Linked DNA regions of Homo sapiens: region 2 is linked to region 1. Evidence: chromatin contacts called from ENCODE Hi-C or POLR2A ChIA-PET data. All regions are on one chromosome and are shown on one strand. Each heading gives the region's core, a stretch centred on a gene start or an enhancer-like site at or near the end of the contact. The rest is flanking DNA. Distances are from core to core; before and after follow the strand shown. Region 1 has its middle 290 kb from the start of LINC01985. Region 2 has its middle 230 kb from the start of LINC01985.

Evidence for each region. A loop is a pair of places that touch in the nucleus more often than their neighbours do. ChIA-PET counts read pairs that join two places held with the same protein, here RNA polymerase II (POLR2A). Pooled maps may share reads with other maps.
Region 2: a loop to region 1 is called in a map of endothelial cell of umbilical vein, with 4 times the contacts of the local background. The contact joins two enhancer-like sites. A Hi-C loop is called at or near these places in 14 of 168 maps with a recorded cell type or tissue (Right ventricle myocardium inferior, cardiac septum, endothelial cell of umbilical vein and 3 more), 1 of 37 single-sample maps with no recorded cell type and 9 of 50 pooled maps. POLR2A ChIA-PET finds 5 or more read pairs at or near these places in 3 of 52 experiments (H1, HepG2 and MCF 10A).

What each region holds. Positions count from the first base shown.
Region 1 is chr3:30,225,748-30,231,065 of GRCh38, forward strand. No RefSeq gene overlaps it. Among named protein-coding and RNA genes, the nearest start is that of LINC01985, 290 kb to the right of the region's middle. Within about 2 kb of position 2,369, at least 6 of the 41 ENCODE cell types and tissues checked have a DNase peak (open chromatin) inside an H3K27ac peak, as active enhancers do; they include endothelial cell of umbilical vein, where a contact is called at or near this core.
Region 2 is chr3:30,283,724-30,289,041 of GRCh38, forward strand. No RefSeq gene overlaps it. Among named protein-coding and RNA genes, the nearest start is that of LINC01985, 230 kb to the right of the region's middle. Within about 2 kb of position 2,453, at least 18 of the 41 ENCODE cell types and tissues checked have a DNase peak (open chromatin) inside an H3K27ac peak, as active enhancers do; they include endothelial cell of umbilical vein, where a contact is called at or near this core.

The DNA.
Region 1 (5,318 bases), core at 1,119-3,618:
CTCTGGAGTGAGTACATTATAGCATGATTGTGAAGAATGTGAGTTTTTGACCCAGCTCGGTTGCTTATGAGCTCTGTGACCTGGGGCAAGTTTTATATCCTCTGTTTTCTTCCCACATATAAAATGGCTGTCACCTACTTAATTGCCATTCCTATCCCCCATCTTAGTTGGGAGAGCCTTGCTCCCACTCAACAGATTGACAGTGCTGTTATTCACTTTACCAGCTTCCTTTGCACTGAGAACCTGAGCATGATTCAGTCCAGTGAAATCTAGTGAGATCTCAGGGAAAGGCGCTTAGAGACATCTAAGATGTGAGAGGAAACTCTCCTTTTCTTTGCCAGTCACTGTAATCCCATGATGATGTAGCCACCTGGTAACTATGATAGATAACGGTGAGAAGGAAGCAAATATAAAAACGGTGACTTATTGGAGAGTTGTAAAGACCCTAGATTCTTTTGTTTTTCTTCTATTTATTTTATTTTATTTTATTTTCCCCCCACTCCCCTAAATTCTTAATGACATTCATAAATTACTGCACCAGCTCTGGCATATTCCCCTCTCCTGTCATCTTCTTCTTCTTATAAGAGACAATAATGGTCCTTAATGTTACACCAGTTTTAGCTAGGTCTTCTGTAACTATAGCTGAAAAGATTATAAGAGATACAGTAATTATTACTTACCCAGTTGTTGTGAGGGTTAAAGAATATAATGCATCTGAAATACAATACATTCAAATACAAGTCTTGACATATGTACATATAGCTCTAGATAAATAATGGATGATCTTTATACTAAAAAAAGCTATTTCTCAAGTCTGATCATTGCCCACCTCCATTAATATTGGCTTTGTTTTGTGTCTCACTCTATTGCAACTTGTCAGGATCACCTCTATCTTAAGATTTCATGAGGTTGACATGACCAGATTTTGTTTTTCTTTACATGCACCAGTATTTCTTCATCCACCATTGCCCAGTGCACAGCTAGAGTAACCTAAACTTTATTTAGTTTCACTTCCGTCCCACATACTGGTAAAAGTGACAACAATTTTCCAGTGATCTTGAGACATCTTCCAGAGTGTCTCACGTGTGCTTCCCGAAAAGTCCTGGCCCTTCTCAATGTCGACTGCCAAGACCTCAGCTGCTGATAAGCAGCCGGGAAATAATTGCCTATGTTACCCACTATGGTCACCTCCCTCTTGGCAATGCCACCTCTGCTGGTGGCCCTGCCTGTACCAAACACCTCTGCTGGAATGCTCAGCATGTCAAAGTGGTACACGGTGGGTTACTCAGGATGCTAAAGCCACGACTATTTTGTGCACAAATGTGGGCTTCATGTTTCTCCCTATTTTGTGTCACATTTAGACATATGAATCTCAAAATAGTTTTACTAAGAGCCCAACATCTTAAGGAATTTTAATTAAAATAAACGTTAAGACCTTTATTTTTTGGCTTTTCTCCACCTGCTAGCCCTTTCACTTTTCTAGACTTAAACCCCTTTTCTAGACTTAATTCTGGGCCTAGGAACAGGAGAGGCAATCATCATATCTCATATAGAGTTTTCTCTTCATGTCTATTAACTAAGGATTGGCTGGTGGACCAAATTTGTCTGCTTGCTTGCTCTCTCTCCTCTAATTTCCCACAGGCAAATATAATTTGGGCCACCTTTACAACCAAACTTCTAGTTATTTTCAGATTCATGTGAAACCCAACCCTGCACAAATCTTGGGTTTAATTTGGGATCTTCATTCTGCTTTCACCAACTACCTAAAACCATCAAGCAGGAAGACCTGTCATAAAATTTTTTCCCACCTTTTGTCATTGAGGACATATTTTATCAATTCAGGCTAAAGATAATATTACTTTGCCCTCAAACTTCAGAGTGTTTTACTCCAAATGATAATAAACTCTAGAGACATACTTAATTCAATGCTTAAAAACCTAAGTGTCCTAAAGTGACCCAAGGGTTGGCCTAAATCCATCACACTGCAGGACAAAAGGAAATTCTTGTTATTTGATCTTTTGTGAAAACAGAGCAGCTGATCTACCATTCCTCTCTAACTTAGCATCACTTTTTGAGCAAATGAAAAGTTATCTATCAAACTTCTGTTTTTCTTCAGAGTTTAAAATTCTAGAGACTGGAACCATTTTCTACCTTCATCATTTTAACTTTCCAAGAAGTCTGTTTAGTGACTTTTCTTTGAAATGTCTTCATGCCCTTACATGCCTCCTGATCAGATAAAGGGACTCCACTTGCTTTGATCTTTCTTTGTAAGTCCTACTTTCTTCTGCTTTTATAGTCATCATTGTCCTCTTCCTGCACCTTCTCTAGTATTTCTGTTCTGAGTATAACTGATTGCGAAAATCTTATGTTTATCTTCCTCATGAAGGGTCAGCCAATGCCAATAAAAGCAAAAATTATCTTCATGAGGAAATGACTAAGCAATAACTTAGTAGCTTCTCATATCTTTCGACCAGACAACATTTCAACTCTCAGAAGAAAACTTGGTGGGGATATGCATGCAGGAACCATTCTTAAAAAAAAAAAATCTATTGTGTAACAAAATTAACTCTGGACTCATATAGGTTCAAAGCCCTAAGAAAAAAATTAAAGCAAAAAATCTCTAGGGCATTTTCAAAATCACTCACAGAGCAAACTCTCCTTAGAATAGTTGTCTTTATGGCCAGGATTGGGTCTATAATCCCAGTACTGTGGGAGGCCGAGGCAGGCAGATAGGTTGAGCCTAGGAGTTTGACACCAGCCTGGGCAACATAGGAAGACCCCATCACTACCAAAAAAAAAAAAAAAAAAAAAAATTATCTGAGCATGGTGGTGTGTGCCTTTAGTACCAGTAACTCAGGAGGCTGAGGTGTGAGAATCGCTTGAGCCCGGGAGGCAGAGGTTGCAGTGAGTTGAGATCACACCACTGCTCTCCAGCCTGGGAAACAGAGTGAGACCTAGTCTCAGATAAATAAATAAATAAATAAATAGTTGATGTTTTATAACATATTTCTCTTGCTGTACAGTTGGCTTTCTCTTATTGCCACAGAGTGATTTGATTGTGACAATTAAGTTACATATTCTACAGAACTGGTTTGTAGAAATAAATGAATAGGAGCAGTAAAAGAAAGAAATAGTAACATTGGAATAGCCAAGAAAGTTATACATGTAAAGATGGGTTGGGTGTTGGTTAAGCAACCATGTGAAGTCCAGACATTTGGAGATTAGTCAATAGGATAAAATTTTCATATCAAAACACTTTTCATAAAATTTCAGGGCTTTTCTGCTAAACTGAAGATCCAATAGGAAGGGATACCCACTACTCAATTTTTTTTCCTTCTTTCTGTGATCTCAAGTTTAACTGAAGTGGAAACATTAAGAAGGAACAAGCTTATAAACAAAACAGGCAATGACCTCTAGAAACAGTGGAACTTAAATATGCAAATTCCATGAGCTGTTCCCACAGGAAAGCGACTTTGCATCAAAATAAAGAAAATTTATGATGAATATGGGATGCTGTAAATTTGGGATGGATAACTGGTTTCAATAGAATTAAATTATTAACAGCAAGATTACCTATTCAAATTATAAAATTATATTTATTCAAGCCTATTTATGGGGATATTCATGAAATATGGAATTAAATATATTTTTACATAAACTAAACTAAAAACAGAAGCCTACCTATCATCAAATGGTATCTCACTGTCATATTATTGGAACATAGGTTCTAGCAGCTAAGGTATTTTTTTGTATTTATATATTAAATAATTCATAAATCTTTGTTTTGTTTTGTTTTGTTTTTGAGATGGAGTCTCGCTCTGTCACCCAGACTAGAGTGCAATGGCGTGATCTCGGCTCACTGCAACCTTCGCCTCCCAGGTTCAAGCAATTCTCCTGCTTCAGCCTCCTGAGTAGCTGGGACTACAGGCACCCGCCACCATTCCCGGCTAATTTTTGTATTTTTGGTAGAGACAGGGTTTCATCATATTGGCCAGGCTGGTCTCGAACTCTTGACCTTGTGATCCGCCCGCCTTGGCTGCCCAAAATGCTGGGATTACAGGCATGAGCCACTGCACCGGGCCTAATAATTAATAAATCTTATAAAATGTTTTAGATCAACATCTTATTCCTTGATTAATTTCTATGAATAAGAGAAAGGACTAGCATTGTTAACCATGTTTAAAACTGGAAATACCAAACCTCAGAGAGACTATGCAATTGTCCAATGTTACTATAACTTAAGTCAGCCAAGGGAACTGAAGCTAATTCCAGATGTACCAACTATTCAGTTAAAAAACAAAAACAAAAACATGAACCTAGCCCCATTAAAATGTAAGTTTTACCATTTTGTAAAAATTCACATTTTCAATAAAAGACTTACTCTCATAGATCTTTTGATATATCATTTTTGTTTAGACCAACAGTGCTGCACTCACACAAACACCTTCCCATTTCAACTTATTCATCTGAGAAGAATATCTCAACCAAAAGCCAGTCAAATTTGAAAAGGCAGAGAGAAAAGGCATAATCAAGGAAGAATTTTATATTTTGTCAATATTTTTTAAGCACTAAGGAATAGCTTTAGTTGCTGAAATAATAAAAAATAATAAATGATCACAGAGACTAAACAAGAACAGGTGATTCCTTTACTGTTTAAAGAGATCAGAAAGCAAATGGTTTCTTTGACTCAAGCAAGTCCATCTCTCACGTATGAAACTCTTAACTGTGACTACAGAGAAACATAATAAGCAAATCATCCAAGTAACAATAATCTAATCATATTCCCTTCTCCAAAATTCTACATGCCTGCCTACACACACGGAGCCCAGCTGTCTTTGAGGCGAATAAATAATACTTGAAGGTCAAGTGAAATTTTTCTATCTAGCAATGTCAGACAGAAAATAAAAGATCACTGCTCAGATGTTCCTTTATAAATGTCCCTGCTTCTCCTCATGATGCTAACAATGACCCAAATCTTTATTTCACATAGCTGTGGACATGCCAACATGGTTGTATTCTACCCTATGAGTGATTTCTTTCTTCACTTAGCTAAAGAACAAAAAAAGAGAGAAAAACATAAATCAACTAAATAATCCATCAACCATTTAATGGACATTGACGAAGTGCCTCCAACGTGCCAGGCACTGTGCTAGCATCTGGGAATAAGAGGAATAAAACCAACCTGGATGTTCTAATGGCTCAAAGTGTAGCTGAATATCCTATCAATGAAATAAACTGTGCAGCACTGTGATAAGAGTCACAGTGATACCATGAACAAGATCTAGACATGAGTGAAAAACAATCTTCCTTTGCAAAGT
Region 2 (5,318 bases), core at 1,203-3,702, 58 kb after region 1:
AAAAGTAAGAGGCAACTATAATTAGTGAATATCAATATTTTACACTGAAATTTATTTAAAGCTGAATTTTAAACATTTTATTGAAAATGTAACTAAATATTTTAAAACAGTTTTTTGAAATAAAATTATCCATAATTTTAGCTTTTAACATCTGTCTAGATTTCAATAAATAAAGCTTACATATTTCGTATATGTTTCATCTAATCTTACCTACATACAGATTTTAGAATAATATTAATATGAATTATTTGGTATCATAAATTTTTTCTCAACCACCAAGGACAACTATTGTGAAAATTATGTGAACTCGTGAGTATCCTTAGAACCACTTAATGGAACATAAAAAGAAATAAGGAAATGGACTTTCAACCTTATTATAAAATGATATTTCATTATGCAAGATATTACAGCTTTCATATATTCTGAGAGGACGAATTTAACAAGATGATTAAATTATTGTTTCTCTTCCTCAATATATTAATTATATGTTGGCATATAACTAACTACTCTAAAACTTAGCTCCTCAAGACAACAAACATTAATTATCTCAGTATCTGCGGGGCAGCAATATGCATATATTTTATCTGAGTGCGTGTGGTTCAAGGTCCTTCCCAAGTCTTCTGTGATTATTCCATGGAAGCATTAGTTGGGCTGTATCTCATATTTCAACTGGGGGAAAGATTTCTAGAGCCATTCTTAAAATGGGACAACTAGCATAAATATGCCCAACTATGTTCAGCAACTGTATCGATGCTTTACCAAACTTCCTCTTAGCTGAAACCCGCAAATCTCTGTGGCTACTCTGGGGACACTTGATATGAGGGACAATATAATGGAGGGGTGTCAGAGTAGAAAGAGAAAGTGATTCACCTGTAGTTAAAATATAGTACTTTTGAAATTTTACAAAAATATGACTATGAAGACATAGCTACAGCTCTTCCCCTGGCTTTGGAAGTGTCTTAAAGTTTAAAAATGCATCATTAGCTTCTTCATAATTCATCTCTGCTCTTGATAAAAATAAGCCAAGAAAAAAGAAATCCTACAGGAACAAAATGGTACAATACAGAGCAGATCTCTTAATTTTCAGAATTCAGTTGATATTGAAGTTATTCTTTATTCAATGTAGTCACTATGTGACTTCATCTCTCCTGAGGGAAAGAACAGGGATATAGATCAGCCTACCTCTCAAGTCTCCATGATTCTGTATTCTCTTTTAAAAATACCTTCAGTGCATTCAGTGTCTCCAGCAAGCTGATGAAGACTCAAAGTTACCTGACCTCTGGCTGAATGGAAGGTTCTCAGTGTCATGGAACATTGATAGTCAAGAGAAGAATGCTCCAGAGCTGATACCTAAGAAGGCTGCTGGTGGTGGAGAGGGTGCCTATAATGGGAAGGCCGGAGCTACTACCAGAGTAGAACATCTGAAACAGAGAAACTTCTGCATTGCAAATTAGGTTGGGCTTAGTTTCACCTGTGATTTATAGCTAGGTTCATTTCTTCCTGTTTAACTTGGTTTTTGTTATTTGTATCTGTTTAACATGGTAATAATGGATCATTTTCATTAAGATGGTATCATGCCCTGAAAATGATGCCTTAACTGGAGGGATGAAGAATTCCGCAATGACGTCTGTCATTCTTTAATTAATTAGAGTGCACCTAATAAAACCCAGAAGAATGAATATCCTGTCTGAACACAATTACATTATGTCTGCATAAGGGCCTGCATTTGACTGTTCTGGGCTTCCTGTTTCTCCACATGTTGCAAAAATATGGACAACTTGAGCATATCACATAGCTATCGCATATTGGGTTATGGGAGCCAAACTTAAAGATGGGTTCTGGAATTTAATTTTGCAAGTATTCAGTTGAAAGAAGGATTTTTGCTGTTTGTTGAGGTTAAAATATCTTAGTGAAATCTGAAGTAAACTAATTAGTTGTAGGTCAGGGAATTATTTTAGTATTTCACAACATGATTGTTTTTACTAAGTCCAAAATTTGCCTAAAATTTAGTGATTTTACGTTCACATTTTTTAAAATAGTCCTAGTTTCATATTTATTTACTTTCCATTCCTAGGGAGGTTCATGTTAGTCACGTCATAGTGACCAAATTTTTGGTTTAGAAATTAGGAACATACTAAAAATCTGGCAAAAGAGAATGTGTGTTTTACTTCATGGCATCATTTTTATTTTGTTTAGTTTTTACTTGCCAAAGCTGCCAAAGTGGAACATACAGGAGTTGACATAAATACTGCAAACTGACAGGCAATCCAAATATTTCTTTCTGTGGTACAGGCTTTTTTGTTAATAGTAAATTTGGGAAGAATCTTTAAATCAGCTTCTAAGAAATTGGTTGAGCCAAATGTACGGGTAGCATTCAGTACAGGTTGATTTCTGCTGCTACTTTTACTGGCAAACAATGGCCAACTGCCAAGCCATGGTCAACCCACACAGCTGTTTTCAATGATTCATTTCCCTTGATTTCCCAGCTGACCCATTCAGAAGGAGAATAGCAGTTTTCACACCCCAGTTGCTAGCCTTGTTGCTGCAAGGAGCCCTCCCCTTCAATTGTGGGAGTATTTTGAAGGCTAAAGTAAGATACAGTTGTCCTCAGAAGCAAAGTTGATTCTATGCCTAGAATATAAGCAGGCAAAAAAGGCTGAGAAAAGTCTGGGAAATGTTGATTTCATGGTGAGGTGCTTACCATGGCTCTGATTCATAATATGCCTACCTCTCCAGCTTTCTCTCATACCACACCCTGACCTTAGCCTGGCATTCCAACCACCCTGGCAGTTTCCAAAGTACAGAAGGTTCTTTTACCCATTGGTACCAGTGCTATTCCTAATGGTTAGAATACACTTCTCTCTTGTTTGTTTGGAAAAATCCTGCTACCTCCAAGGTGCAATCCAAGTATTAAAGTCTCTGGAAGCTTTTTCCTGAACCCCCAAAGGTGGGTTAGATCATGCATTATTAATGGAGCAATGTTGCCCAAAAGGGGTGAAAATTGGCACTGGAAGGCAAAAAAAATCTTACTTTTTAATGCATAAAGCATGGATATACATATAATATGTAAACAGATGTGTAATTTATCTGAGGCATTTCAATTTCAATTAGAAGGAGTGAGATTAAAAGAATGTCTAAATAGGCTTTTTAAGGTGGTATTGAACTTTTGTTGAGTCGAGAAACCTGGGTTACAATACTATTTAGCTTGTTTTAAGTCACTGATTTTTGAATGTTTGCTGCCCAGCATCATTGCAGCAAAAGCTGACTCATACCCTCTTTCCTTAAGGCCATCTCTCCTTCTACCCCAGTCTCACGATTTGAAACTTTTTGAGGCCTGGGGCACTGTTTTGGGCTTCACTGCCTCTATAGGACCAGACACACTGCCAGAATAGAGCAGATACTCAGAAAATGTATGTCCAATGACTTCAATGGGATCATAATTTCTCAGTCTTACTCAAGGCTTTTATACCCATTGTGTTCTACAAAACAGCCTTCCATCCCTTCCAAATTTTTCTGCATCCTATAATTGAATGAGTTGGTGTTTTCATGAATTTTTTTACTCCAGCTACAACAACTAAAGAAGTGATGACTCAAAGCTGAATTTACACCATAGATGTGTCCTGTTCAAATATCCAGTCAATGTTGCAGCTTAGCTCTTATGACATTGATTAACATACTCCATTTCCAAAAGGCACAGTGCATACCCTGTGGATACAGGGTAACCATGCCTCTGTCATGACAGCATTTTCACTGTAACATCAGTTAGATCAGAAGTACTGGGTGCTCGTTTGCAGCCCTATTTGCAGCTTTCTACAGTGGCACAGATTCCTGTGACTGTTTTAAATTACTGGAAAAGTCAATATTGGAAAATTTTTCTTAGTATGATTTGTATATGCTATGGTTTGACTGCATTCCCTCTCAATTTCATGTTGAAACTTAATCACCAATGTGATAGTATTAAGAGGTGAAACCTTTAGAAGGTGATTAAGTCATGGCGGTTCTGCCCTCTTGAAAGGTATTAATGCCCTATAAAAGAAGCTTCTCCCAAAATGTATCCCTTTTTTAGCCCTTCCACCTTCCACCATGTGTGGATGCAGCAACAGAGTGCCATCTTGAAGCAGAGACTAGCACTCACCAAACAGCAAACCTGCTAGTGACTCGATCTCAGACTTCTCAGCCTCCATAACTGTGAGAAATAGATTTCTGTTGTTTATAAATTACTCAGTCTCAGGTATTTTGTTATAGAAGCATGAAGAAACTAAGACTGTACATATAATTCTTTTATTTTATAAATCTCTTTTGTCAATATCCCACATTATAATGGTGCCGGAGAAGAAAATGCTGGAGGATAGCTAACTTACTGACTATATACTACATTCCAGCCATTGCTATGTGTTGTCTATTCATAGCCTCATTTAACTCTCCCAATAGTCTATTACATATATATTATATAATCCTGATTTACAGATGAGGGAAACTAATGATTAAGGCAATTAAATAATTTGTCTAAAAACTCATGGCTGGATGTCGGAAGGTTAGAATTCGAGCCCAGAAAAAGCTGACTTCTGAGCCTAAGCTTCTAAAGCACTATGGCAATTAAAAAAAAAAAAAAAAGGTTCTTTCAAAAATACATAAATAAAATGCTATGTTCTAAAAGCATCTAAATAATGATGATTACAGTTGCTGTTAATAAGATTAAATAAATGGACAGGTCATTTCAATCTGCAAAGCAAGATGAAATTTTGGCTTGCGGTAAGTGCATAATTTTAATTACAGGTTTACATGTGAAAAAAATAACTATCCACAAACAGTAACAACTTGAAAAACAGATTCCAAGGAAAATATTGAGAAGTGTTTGTTGAGGAATTTGCAAAACCAAACTTGTTAGTTGTGATAGAAAAACATGAGCGAGTGTGTGTGTTGTGGGGCGATGGAACTGGTGAAGAGAAGGTGGGGTGGGGAAAGGGATAGAGAGAGGGGAGAGGAAGAGACAAAGGAGAAAGAGAAAAGACTAAAAGACTAAAAGACTAAATTCTAGTTCTTTTCTTTTGAAAATCCCCACTTCCCCAAACTTCCACTCTAATTGCCAGCATGAATGAATTCTTTTCACAGGTGTTGGTGTTACAATAGGACACCACTGATTTTTTTTAAAAAAAGCTAAATTGGAAAGTGACTGCATGCCTCAGAGAGTGAAATTAGAACAGACCTTTCCCCTTTCTAGGAGGCACTACATTTTCCATGTGGCAACATTTCATTTGGCTCCTTTGAAAGATCCAGCCAGAACTCTGTAGGCTTTAAAAGCAAGATGGAAAGACTGG